Regions from separate parts of the Mus musculus genome. Here all the other regions are linked to region 3. The links are chromatin loops, found by intact Hi-C in ENCODE. Cell type or tissue: gastrocnemius. All regions are shown on one strand.

Region 1 (4,000 bases), 230 kb before region 3:
TTTGTTTGTTTGTTTTTTGGAGATTAGCTTCTTGGGTTCTTCATATATTTTGGATATTAGTCCTCTATCAGATGTGGGGTTAGTGAAGATTTTTTTTCCCCAGTCTGTAGGTTGCAGATTTGTCTTATTGACTATGTCCTTTGACTTAAAGCAGCTTTTCAGTTTCATGAGGTCACATTTATCAATTGTTGATCTTAGAGCCTGAGCCATTGGAGTTCTGTTTAGGAAATTTCCCTCTGTGCCATAGAGTTCAAGGCTCTTTCCCACTTTCTCTTCTATTGGATTCAGTATATCTGTTTTTATGGTGAGGTCCTTGATCCACTTGGACTTGAGCTTTGTGCAAAGTGACAAATATGGGTCTATTTTCATTTTTCTATATACAGTCAGTTAGTCCAGCACCATTTACTGAAGATGCTTTATTTTTTCCATTGTATATTTTTGACTTCTTTGCTCATAAGTGTGTGGGTTTATTCTGGGTCTTCAATTCTATTCCATTGATTGACCTGTCTGTCTCTGTATCAATGCCATGCAGTTTTTATCACTATTTCTCTCTAGTATAGCTTGAGGTCAGGGATGGTGATTCCCCCCAGAAGTTCTTTTATTGTTAAGAGTTGTTTTTCACTCTCCTGGATTCTTTTGTTTTTCCATATGAAATTGAAAATTGCTCTTTCCATGTCTGTAAAGAATTGTGTTGGAATTTTGATGGGGATTACAGTGAATCTGTAGATTGCTTTTGGTAGGATGGCCATTTTTACTATGTTAATTCTACCAATCCATGAGCATGGGAGATCTCTCCATTTTCTGAGGTCTCCTTCAATTTCTTTAAGATGCCCCACCATACCACAGGGGCACGTGCTCCACTATGTTCATAGTGGCCTTATCTGTAATAGCCAGAAGCTGGAAACAACACAGATGTCCTACAACAGAAGAATGGATACAGAAAATGTAGTTCATTTACACAGTGGATTACTATTCAGCTATTAAGAATGAGGACATCATGAGTTTTGCAGGCAAATGGATGGAACTAGAAACTATTATCCTGAGTGAGGTAACTCAGACCCAAAAGGACATGCATGGTATGGGTTAGCATTTTGTTTAAGCTCCACCCCACAGTTACCTGGCAACATCCAGGTATGCTACTCCCCCACTATAAAAGGGGGTGCTTGCCCCCTCCTCTCTCTCTCTTGCTCTCTTGTTCTCTTGCCCTCTTCCCTTCCCCCTCCCTTCCCTACTCCCTTTCCAGTCTCTCCATGGCTTCCACTTCTCTACTCTCTCCTTCTCTCTGCCTCTACTACCCAGTTGACTCCCCTCCCCATGCCCTGAATAAACTCTGGTCCCTCAGGGGGAAGGGATGCCTTGGCATGGGCCCGCTGAGACACCCCCTTCCCCCATACCTGACTACCCCTCCTTAGGACATATTCTTTCTCTTTTTATAAACATATCATATGGTTCCATGGCCGGGATTTAGAAACTCTACAGGTTTGCATCCCACCCCAGCTACCACAACTCACTAGCAGAACTAGTAAACCTCCATCCACCACTGGTCAGAGTAAACATCTGTCCACCATGGTCTCAGGGAAGATTTCTTGAGCTCAGAGCTACCCCTGTACTACCCTGACCCTTGTTCTAGGACTTATTCCCTTGGGTGAGATTTTCCTCTTTCCTTTTTGAGACAGTTTCTTTCCCAGCTGAGGATTCCAGGCTGGGCCTGGACAAACTGCTCTCTGTGTCCCCACAGAGAGTCAGTCTTTTGCAGCCTTTGTCCCTATTTACTGGGATGCCTTGGTCTAGTTCACAATTAACAGAAAACACCGTAATGTAGGCTTCTCCCCCTAACCCCTCCCTCAGTTGCTGGCTCCTTTTCCTGCTGCAGCAGCTGGTTCTGCTGGTTCAAGCGGGTCTGGCTCTGCCCCTTGCCAGGGACTCTGCTGCCCTCCCCTCTCTTGCTCTTGGCTCTGTGTCAGTCTCCCTGCAGTTGTGCTCAGCTCCCTCAGCCTGCTCTCCATCCACCAGTCCCTGCTCAGGTTTCTGCCTCCCCACTTTCTCCATACACGCCTCTCGCCATCTGGTTATCTCTGGTATTAGCTGGTCTTGCTTTCTCTAACTGTGGCTTGTTCCTCCTGCAAGCCTGTGTGTCAGTACTCCTGGGAGACCAGTTCTCTCCCGGAAGAATTTGGGTATGGAGAGCTGTGGCACAGGGTCAGCTTAGGGTGCAGATGAAACCCGAAGGATCCTGTCCCCGGCTGTTCCTTGGGTCGTGTGTCCTGATGGCTCTGAGTGGGTCCCCCTCTTGAGCTAGGAATTTGAGCAGAAGTGGTGGTTTTACCTGTGTTCACAGGCATGTCTGCACCCCTGGGAGACCAGCTCTCTCCTGGCGGTATTTGGGTATGGAGCGCTGATCAGCTCCGAGCATCATGGCACAGGATCATTTCCTGGCTCAGACAGAAACCCAGATGTCTGTTTTCTAATGAGAGACAAAAAAATGTGTGGATCCTGGTAGGAGGGGAAGTGGAGAGGAACTTCAAGGAGTATAAGGAAAGAAAACTTTAATCAGTTATATTGTATGGAAAAAACCAATCTGTTGAGTAATAGGAGAAAGTTCAGAATAATGATTAAATAGTAATAATAATAATAATAATAATAATAATAGTAATATCAGCCTGGTTTAAGTAGTGAATTCCAGGCAACCTGAGCTGTGAAACTATATCTCAGAAAACAAAAAAGCAAAAGCATTCATAGCAGACAGAACTATAAATCTTCTGTAAGTCCCATTTATTCATTCATGCATTGATTTTGATCAGGGATTATTGGGAATCTGTCAAATACTTAGCTATGTCTTAGAGATATGAGGAGACTTGATAATAAATAATTTCCTGAAGAAAGCCAAAGGGAAAAATGCACATGATAATTTTCTGAGTCACCTGTGGGCTGGGTAGATGGCTTTATTGATTTTGGCTGAAAGCTGACTATCTGGCTGTCACTAGATCTCTTGCTTTCCTCCAGTACAAAGAAAGCCTGAGCACCTCTTCAAACTGAAGCAGAAAGCAACTTATTTAATGGATCTACTATGTGCAGGGTACAATAAGGAACAAATATCTCATGGAAAGTTGGCCCTGTTGTGGAACTTGTCAATCTAAAAGGCAAATAAGCCAAAGGGTCACAACAAGATATGGTTAAGTACGCGATTGTTATATGACAGGTCCTGTGGGCACAAATCTAAGCAGATATTTGGTGTGTTCTGGTTTAAATGTGGTTTATGCGTCTCCAAATGTTTTGTGTATTGAAATTTAATATCCATTGTGAAGTTTCTAAGGTCATAAAATTAATCAGATTGTGGTGTTTAAGAGGTCTTCCAAGTAGTAGATTTTATTTCTTTATTTAGAGTTAGAATCTTAGAAAGTTATTCGTGTTCATCTTAAACTCACTCTGTAGCTTAGGGAGTTGTTGAATTTGCCATTTCCCTGCCTCAGCCTCTCAAATAGCTAGGATTAAATATTGAGCCATGAAGCCCAACTTCTTTGGTGACTTTGTAAGAGTGAAAACAAAAACAAAAAACAAAAACCAGTCACACACACATTGATTCTCTGTACTACCTTGTCACTCTGCCAACAAGAACATACATGAGAAGCACTCTACAAAGACATAACTATGGAGAAGGGAGATCAATACATTTGTTTGATTGTGACAAGGTCTTACTACATAGTCTAGGCTGGCTTTGAAAGTACTATCATCTTTCCTCAGCCTCCCCAGTTACTGGGATTACAGACTTGCCCACCACATCCAGCTTGGATATTAAAAGTTCTTTTTACCTATATTTATTTCTTTTTTTTAATTAGGTATTTTCTTATTTTACATTTCAAATGCTATCCCAAAAGTCCCCCATACCCTCTCCCTCCCATTCCCCTACCCACCCACTCCCACTTCTTGGCCCTGGTGTTCCCCTGTACTGAGGCATATAAAGTTTGCAAGACCAAGGGGCCTCTCTTCCTAATGATGGGCA
Region 2 (4,000 bases), 110 kb after region 3:
CTGTCAAGAACACCAGGCTAGAGACAAAGTCCTAGGCTGCGGTCACCTTTTCATAACAGGGCTTTGATTTAGTTCTAGTTTACAGGCAAGAAAAATGTTTTTGCCCTACTTGCCCCTTAGCTTTTATGATGCTGACTTTAGCCAATACGCTTGGGCACTAACTGTGATGGTCCTCGGACATGTCAGCTGGGTATAGAGTAGGTTCAAATGTCCTTGACTCGATCTTGTTTGGTCTGAGGCAAACAGCCTCATACTGTCACTGTAGTATTGTAAGCTGTTCCTGAGAGACAGCTGGAGAAGCGCCCTAGAGCATCGTTTCCGCTTTGTTAGGAGTTAGAGGTGAGTGGTCATCACTGTCATGGCCATGCTGGTTTCTTCTCTGACTATCTGCTGTCTTTTACACTCTCTATTCTGTGTGAGGGGTTACATCTGTTGTGGTGTGGGTGCTGAAGTAAAAGTTCCTCAGGTTTGAGGTCAGCCACCTTCTCAGTAGCTGTGCAAGCTCCTGAGCTTCTGCAGAATGGTGACTAATGCCATTTCCATATACTTCCCCTTCTACTGCGATATGATTGCTTGCTATAGCCATGATTTCCTAATTACTAAGTAATTGCAGCCAATCCTGTTTGATGCCCAACTATGTAGAAATCTTACATAATTGGACTCTGTAGGTGGGATCTCCCAGACATGGCCTGTTTCATTAACTGGAGTAGGAGAGGTGCTTCTCTTCTGTGCACATCTGAGGACCACAAAGTTCCATCGGAGTCCTCTGACTGACTCCTCTGTGGGGGGAGTCTGCACTTCTCTGAGGAGTGCCTCCGCCACATTTTAGAGGGCTGGTGTGAGTGTTAAAGAAGCATAACCCTTGGGAGGCAGAGGCAGGCAGATTTCTGAGTTCAAGGCCAGCCTGGTCTACAGAGTGAGTTCCAGGACAGCCAGGGCTATACAGAGAGAAACACTGTCTCGAAAAACCACCACCACCACCAACAACAACAACAAAAGGAACCCTTTAACCTGAAGCACTAAAAGATTTCAGGAACCCTAATTTAATCACAGTCTCCTTTGAGATTCAGTTTCCAAGGATAATGGTTTGTTACTTAAAACAATCAACTTAAGACCTACTAAATTGAAGCCATTAGGAGCTATGTTCTTGGTTAGACAGTAATGCATGACAGTATTCCATTTAGCTGTGCCTTGCTTGGGCTTCTTTAATGTGTGAGGAAGAAGTCAATAGAGGAAACACTGGAAAAGCTTAAGACAGAGCGCAGAACATGGTGAAGACTGGTAATGCCTGAGAGAGAAGAGGGAGAAAATGATGACTGAAGACTCAAAAGTTTCCAGGAATTGTGAAAAACCCAACTCTGCCTGTGTCTGTCTGTCAGTGTGTGTCTCTGTATGTGTGTGTCTCTGTCAGTGTATGTCTTTGTGTGTGCCTGTCTCTGTACATCTTTATGTGTCTGCGTGTGTCTGTTGGTGGGTGTCTGTGTGTGTGCCTTGTGGCTAGCTTTATCTCTCTGTGTGTATATGTGTGTGGGTGTCTGTGTGTCTGTGTGGATGTCTTTGTGTGTATCTGTGGAAGGTGGAGTGTCTGTGTATATATGTGTGTGCTTGTCTGAATGCATATGTGTCTGTGTGTACATGTGTGTGGGGGCAGGCCTGTATGGTTTTGTGTGTGTCTATATGTGTGTATACGTATGTGTGTGTGTGTCTGAGTGCCTTGTATGTGAGTGTGTGTAGGTGTGTCTGTGTGTATGCATGTGCCTGTGTCTTATGTCTGTGTGTCTGTCAGTTTGTCTGTGTCAGTGTCTGTGTGTATGTATCTCTGTGCTTGGTTTTTTAAGTCTTGTTAAGGAAAACCAGCTGTCTGAAAATGATATCTTAAGTACACTTTTAGAGCATGGATTTTTGAAAATATTTAGAAGCCAAAGTTTACACATATGTTTGTGGTTATTGCCCTCTTGTGGTCCAGTTTGTAGTTTAGGGCAGGATTCCTTCAATAGGAGTGTGTTTTGTAAAAATAAGGGTAAACAGTGCCCTCTTCTGGTACAATGAGGTATGTGCAATCAAAGCTAAATGCTGTTTATTACAATAGTAGTAAATCTTGGGCTTTTAATTATTTAAAAGTTACTTAGTATCATTATTGACTATTTTGATATACAGCTGAACATTTTTATAGACATTACTTAGGGTGGCTATAGCTTTATGAAGCCAACTGCTCTTTTCACACAAATGTTTGGGAAATTTGCCTTTAATTTGGGATAGAAAGCCAGAGCTATTCTTTGTGACCACCCCTGTGACGCAAGATTAGCTTGAGGCCTTTGCTCACAACAAGAAATCTGATTCTCACAGCTGAATACCAGACTAGTCGCTGCTTACTGATTTACTAATAAGAGACTTTACTAAGAAAATAAAAAGAAACTTTCAATACTGTGTACTGTTCTGTATGGTACAAGGGCAGGGGAACTTCAGAGATGCCCAAGACAGTCTGTGCCTCTAAATCACCTATCAGTATAGCCAGGCTGCAAATGATGCTGGACTGGGGGATAGGAGGAAAGAAGAGAGGGAGAGTACCAGCTCGGTGTGCAATGATCGCTCGAGTGGAAAGCAAAGTGTTGCAGAGAGGCTGTTTCCAAATCTCTAGTTTAAACAGTGAAGTGGTGGTGGGATTCAGAAGCTGAAGTCAGGTCAGTTGAAGGAGGCCCCAGCTCTTCTGACAGAATATGCTACACTTAGGGAAGACTCCCTCAGCTTGTCAGTTTGGCAGGTGCCTTCCTCTGTGTTTGATGATCTGTCAGCCATTGCACAAAAGCCCTGGGTTAGTCAGCCTTAAACCTGTTCTGCTAGCTCCAGCTCAGCTTGTCAGCCTAGCTGGACTGATTCTGCACAGGCTCTGGAAGCTGACTGGGCCTAGGCTCCGTTTTCCATGCCTGCAAACAAAACTCCATGCAGCATATAGAGAATCGCCTAGACCTACTTTCTTTGGAGCAAAAGATGTTTGGATACTGATTTAGTTTTTGTTGGTTATGTAGTGTTGGAATGAATCCTCATACATATTATGAAAACACCTCACTATTGGTTAAGGTAGATGTGTGTGTGTGTGTGTGTGTGTGTGTGAGAGAGAGAGAGAGAGAGAGAGAGAGAGAGAGAGAGAGAGAGAGAAAGTTAGTTTTCGGCTTTTTAACTTCTTAGGGTATCCCAACACCACCCACCTTCCTTCCTTCCTTCCTTCCTTCCTTCCTTCCTTCCTTCCTTCCTTTATTTGGTTTTTCAAGACAGTTTCACTGTGTAGCTCTAGCTGTCTGTACTGGAACTCACTCTGTAGAACAGGCTGGCCTTGAACTCACAGAGATCTACCTGCCTCTGCATCCCGAGTGCTGAGATTAAAGGTGTATGTATTCCAGGCTGGAGAGATGGCTCAGTGGTTAAGAGCAGTGACTGCTCTACCAGAGGACCTGAGTTCAATTCCCAGCAATGACACATGGTGGCTCACAACCATCTGTAATGGGATCTGATGCCCTTGGTGTGTCTGAAGACAGCAACAGTGTACTCACATATATAAAATAAATAAAATGAAAAAAATGGAAAAAAAAAAGCTGTCTCCTGAGAGGCTCTACCAGTGCCTGACAAATACAGAGGTGGATGATCTCAGCCAACCATTGGACTGAACACAAGCTCCCCAATGAAGGAACTTGAGAAAGTACCCAAGGAGCTGAAGGAGTTTGCAGCCCCATAGGAGGAACAATATGAACTAACCAGTATCCCCAGAGCTCCCAGGGACTAAACCACCAACTGAAGAGTACACATGGTGGGACTCATGGCTCCAGCTGCAGAGGATGGCCTAGTCAGTCATCAGTGGGAGGACAGACCCTTGCCCTTGGTCCTGTGAAGGCTCTATGCCCCAGTGAAGGGGAATGCCAGGGCCAGGAAGTGGGAGTGGGTGGGTTTGTGAGCAGGGGGAGGGAGGAGAGGACAGTGAGTTTTTGGAGGGGAAACCAGGAAAGGG
Region 3 (4,000 bases):
CAGGCATACGTACACACAGGCAAAACACCCATCCTCATAAGTAAAATAAATAAGTAAATAAAACCAGAAAATAATATCAATAAAAATTGTTTTTTACAAATTAAAATCAATAAAAACTTTTTTTTCCAATTGAGACAGGGTCTTACTACATAGCCCTGGCTGTCCTGAAACTCTGTATGTAGACCAGGATAGCCTTGAACTCACAGAGATCTGCTGCCTCTGCCTACCAAGTGCTGGTATTAAACGTATGTGCCTCTATGTCTAGCTAAAAATAAAATATTAAAAAAAAATACATACTGAGCTGAGGAGTTGGTCAATCATAGTCAACCACAAGACCAGTCAGTATCTGAGAACTCCCTTTCTTACCCCTTATGACCATCTCCAAGGGGAAGTCTAGAAACATTGGTTAAGTGAGAACAACAAAAACGTTGTTGGGCATGGTGGTGAATACCTTTAAACTCAGCACTCTAGAGACAGAGACAAACTGATCCCTGTGAGTTCTAGGCCACCCAGAGCGACATAGAGAACCTGTCTAAAAAACAAAAGCAACAAAAGAGAAACAAGTTATATAGATACCATGTATTTCGATGTAAGCTTCTAGGTTTTTCATTACAATCTCTGGGGTTTGTTGTTGTTTTGAGACAAAAGCCTGGTGTAGACCAGGATGGGCTTTCAACTCCTCCCCTTAAAGGTGCCCCAGCTGTAGGTGTAATCTGAATTTATGCTCTAAATTACCAAATTCAGCTTCTACTCTCAGGCACTCAGTCTATTTCCTTCAGTTTGTATGCAGATCCTGCTAAGCAGGTGGTTTGTAGCTTGGAAATGACAACACCTACCAGCTGTTAAATTTACACAGGGCTCTAATTTAAATGCTTAATTGCTCTCTGAGCACTCAATTTGCAGCTCATAAACCCCTCCCAGATGGCATCCGGGAGGGTTTTCTTTGAATTAACATTGGCGAGAAGTAAAAGCTTAGGTTAACAATTGGTCCCCTAACACACTTGTGTTGGATTTGGAGCACCAGAGCTGGGTTTACCCTGTGTATAGAGTCCAGGTTAATCAGCAATGACAAATGACTATGTCATTACAAACTACCCCAGTGTCCTTAGGATATTTATATGACAAAAAAAGATTAAATACTTACTCTGTCAGCAGCAGTGGGAGATAGCAGCCCTGGGTTATAGCTGCCAGGAGTTCTGTCAAAGACCTCTATTCAGTAAAGCTGAGATTTTTGTATTTGTTGAAATCAGGTGTTGTATATGTTGGCTTCCTCAAACTCAAAACGTAATATGTAGCTGAGGGTGAATTTGGATCTCCACCTCCTGAGTGCTGGCGTACAAGGTTAAGTCATCTCAAAGAGCTTATCAGATTCTTCTTTCAGATTCATTTATTTTATTTTACATGCATGAGTGTCTTGCTCACATATGTATTTGGGCATCGTGTGTATGTCTGGGGCCGAGGAGGTCAGAAAAGAAAGTATCAAATCCCCTGGAACTGGACTTATGCATTGTAAGCCACCATGTGAGTACTGGGACTCAAACCCTGTCCTCTGGAAAAACAAGAGCTCTTAACCACTCGGCCACCTTGCCAGTTCTAGGATTCTTTTAAAATCACACTTATTTATGTGTATATGTGTCTCTGTATATACACACTGAAACAACTCAGAGAATTTGAAGGAATCAGTCTTTCCTACCTTGTGGGTCTTGGGAATTAGATTCAAGTCATTAGGCTTGGCAGAAAATGCCTTTAATGGATGAATCATCTTTGTACTCCCAGGATTCTAGATTTACCCCTAAGAAAAGAATTTCAAGTCATATATGGTGGCCCATGCCTGTAATCCTAGCACTCAGGAGATGGGGCAGGAGAAGTCTGGTGATTAGAGGACCAGCTTGGCCTACAGAAACTAGTTTGAGGCCAGCCTGGACCCTGTCTCATAAAATATAGCATCCTGCCCCTCCCACCCACCTCTGGAAAGAAAGAAAGAAAGAAAGAAAGAAGAAACTAGCTTAAAATCAGGCATAATGCTGGGAGTGGTGGCACACGCCTTTAATCCCAGAACTCAGGAGGCAGGCAGATTTCTAAGTTCGAGGCCAGCCTGGTCTACAAAGTGAGTTCCAGGACAGCCAGGGCTATACAGAGGAACCCTGTCTCGAAAAACCAAAAAAAAAAAAAAAAAAAAAAAGATGGAGGCCGCATGCAACCCTGTACCAAACAAACAAACAAACAAACAAGAAACCCAAATAAATCAGTATTAAATAAATAAATAAATATTGAGCGACTTATTTGTAAGGCAACCTTTGTAAGGGTTTGCTGCCCTCTAGTGGCTAGTAATAATTTTATCAGCTCAGTTTTTGTTGTTATGCCCCCAACAGAAGGCAAGATTCTCACTTAAAACCACTTTTCAAAGTTTTCTTTGAGTAAGAGAAGCTGTGCAATCTAGTGGTCAGATTCCCTCAATACAACCACTTAGTGGCTGTTTGAACCTGTGCAGGCAAGTGTTGTGTGACTAGCCCAGGTCTCAGATCCCTGTCCACAAAAAGGCAATGATCTGGCTGGGGTTGTGACTCAGTGGTCCAGTTCTTGCTGGCATGTACCAGGCCCTGATGTCATTCCCAGTACTGGGGAAAAAAAGAAGATTTTACTGGGTTAATCTGTAAGGGACACTTATAACAGTACCTGTCACATAGTAAACGTCATGTAAATGTCTATCTAATTAATTAGAACAAATAATAATGAGGGCTCCATACAATCTAATCTAGGCCCAAAATGTTTTCAGCCTCTGAGACTTACTGCTGAATAGGCTCACCCTTCCTAGTTCTTTCTGAACTCTGGCTGATTCAACTCAGCTGTTCTGGCTCAAACTCTTCTCCAAGCTCATTGATTCCATCTGGGTTCTCTCTCTCGGCCTCTCCTGAAATGCTCTGCTTGGCTTCATACTTGGCAATCTGTTCTAATCTTTTGGCTCCTTATTCTCTGGCTCATTCTGTCTTCACCTGTATCTAGTGTGCTCTCTCGACAGCCTGACTCTGTGTAACTGCTCCAGTAAAACTCTCTTTCCCTCTCTCTGCACTGCTGTCTCTTAAGTAGCCTCACTTTCCTCTCTTCTCTGAGACTTGAGCAGCTCCTATTCTGTCAAATCTTTCTCTGATTCATCACTTTGTCTGCCACTCAATTAGACATCACTTTCAAACATGGTGCTTCCTTCTACAGAGTTTACCTTCATTGTTTGCGGTTCAAAGTATGATCGAATATCGCGTAACACAGATTATTTAGAATTCGTCTAGCCAGGTGGTGGTGGCGAACACCTTTTATCCCAGCACTCAGGTGGTAGAGGCAGATGGATCTCTGAGTTCAAGGCTAGTCTGGTCTACAGAGTGAGTTACAAGATGGCCAGGGCTACATGGAGGAACAAAACAAAACAAAAAATCTCCTGGACAAGCTGTCTCTTCTCTTGTTAATTTGTTTAACATCTATTAAGATTTATTTATTATATGTAAGTATAATTCAGCTGATTTCAGACACCAGAAGAGGGAATCAGGTCTTGTTACAGATGGTTGTACCATGTGGTTGCTGGAATTTGAACTCGGGACCTCCAGAAGAGCAGATAGTGCTGTTAACTGCTGAACCACCTCTCCAGCTCTATTTATTTATACCAGTATTGATTAGTAGACTATAAGCCAAAATTATTGTTATTGTTATTATTAGTAGTAATAGTATTTTGGTTTTTCGAGACAGGGTTTCTTTGTGTAGTTCCTGGCTGTCCTGGAACTCACTCTGTAGACCAGGCTGGCCTCGAACTCAGAAATCTGCCTGGCTCTGCCTCCCGAGTGCTGGGATTAAAGGAGCATGCCACCACCACCCAGCCTAGTTTTAAATTTTTAAAAACTTTTATTTAATTTATATGAGTGTTCTATCTGGATGTATACCTATATGCCAGAAGAGGGCATTAGATCACATTACAAATGGTTGTGAGCTACCATGTGTTTGCTTGAAATTGAAC

Evidence for each region. Peaks named below come from ENCODE experiments on the same cell type or tissue, not always from the same donor. Only the 100,000 strongest peaks of a DNase experiment are listed, where the experiment ranks them.
Region 1: it touches region 3 in a loop (4-fold over the local background); 3 of 42 quality-filtered maps call a loop at or near these places.
Region 2: it touches region 3 in a loop (6-fold over the local background); 13 of 42 quality-filtered maps call a loop at or near these places.

Annotation. Positions count from the first base shown.
Region 1 is chr5:108,260,878-108,264,877 of GRCm38, reverse strand. No RefSeq gene overlaps it. Among named protein-coding and RNA genes, the nearest start is that of Dr1, 6.0 kb to the left of the region's middle. In gastrocnemius, no CTCF peak of the experiment used is centred here; DNase peaks (open chromatin) are centred at 1,946 and 2,326; H3K4me3 peaks cover 740 bases; H3K27ac peaks cover 483 bases.
Region 2 is chr5:107,919,593-107,923,592 of GRCm38, reverse strand. All of the region lies in intron 2 of Dipk1a (divergent protein kinase domain 1A), which reads left to right. Among named protein-coding and RNA genes, the nearest start is that of Gm26387, 14 kb to the right of the region's middle. In gastrocnemius, a CTCF peak has its summit at 2,025 (motif pointing left); a DNase peak (open chromatin) is centred at 1,988; H3K27ac peaks cover 971 bases.
Region 3 is chr5:108,032,649-108,036,648 of GRCm38, reverse strand. No RefSeq gene overlaps it. Among named protein-coding and RNA genes, the nearest start is that of Mtf2, 31 kb to the left of the region's middle. In gastrocnemius, a CTCF peak has its summit at 2,337 (motif pointing left); no DNase peak of the experiment used is centred here.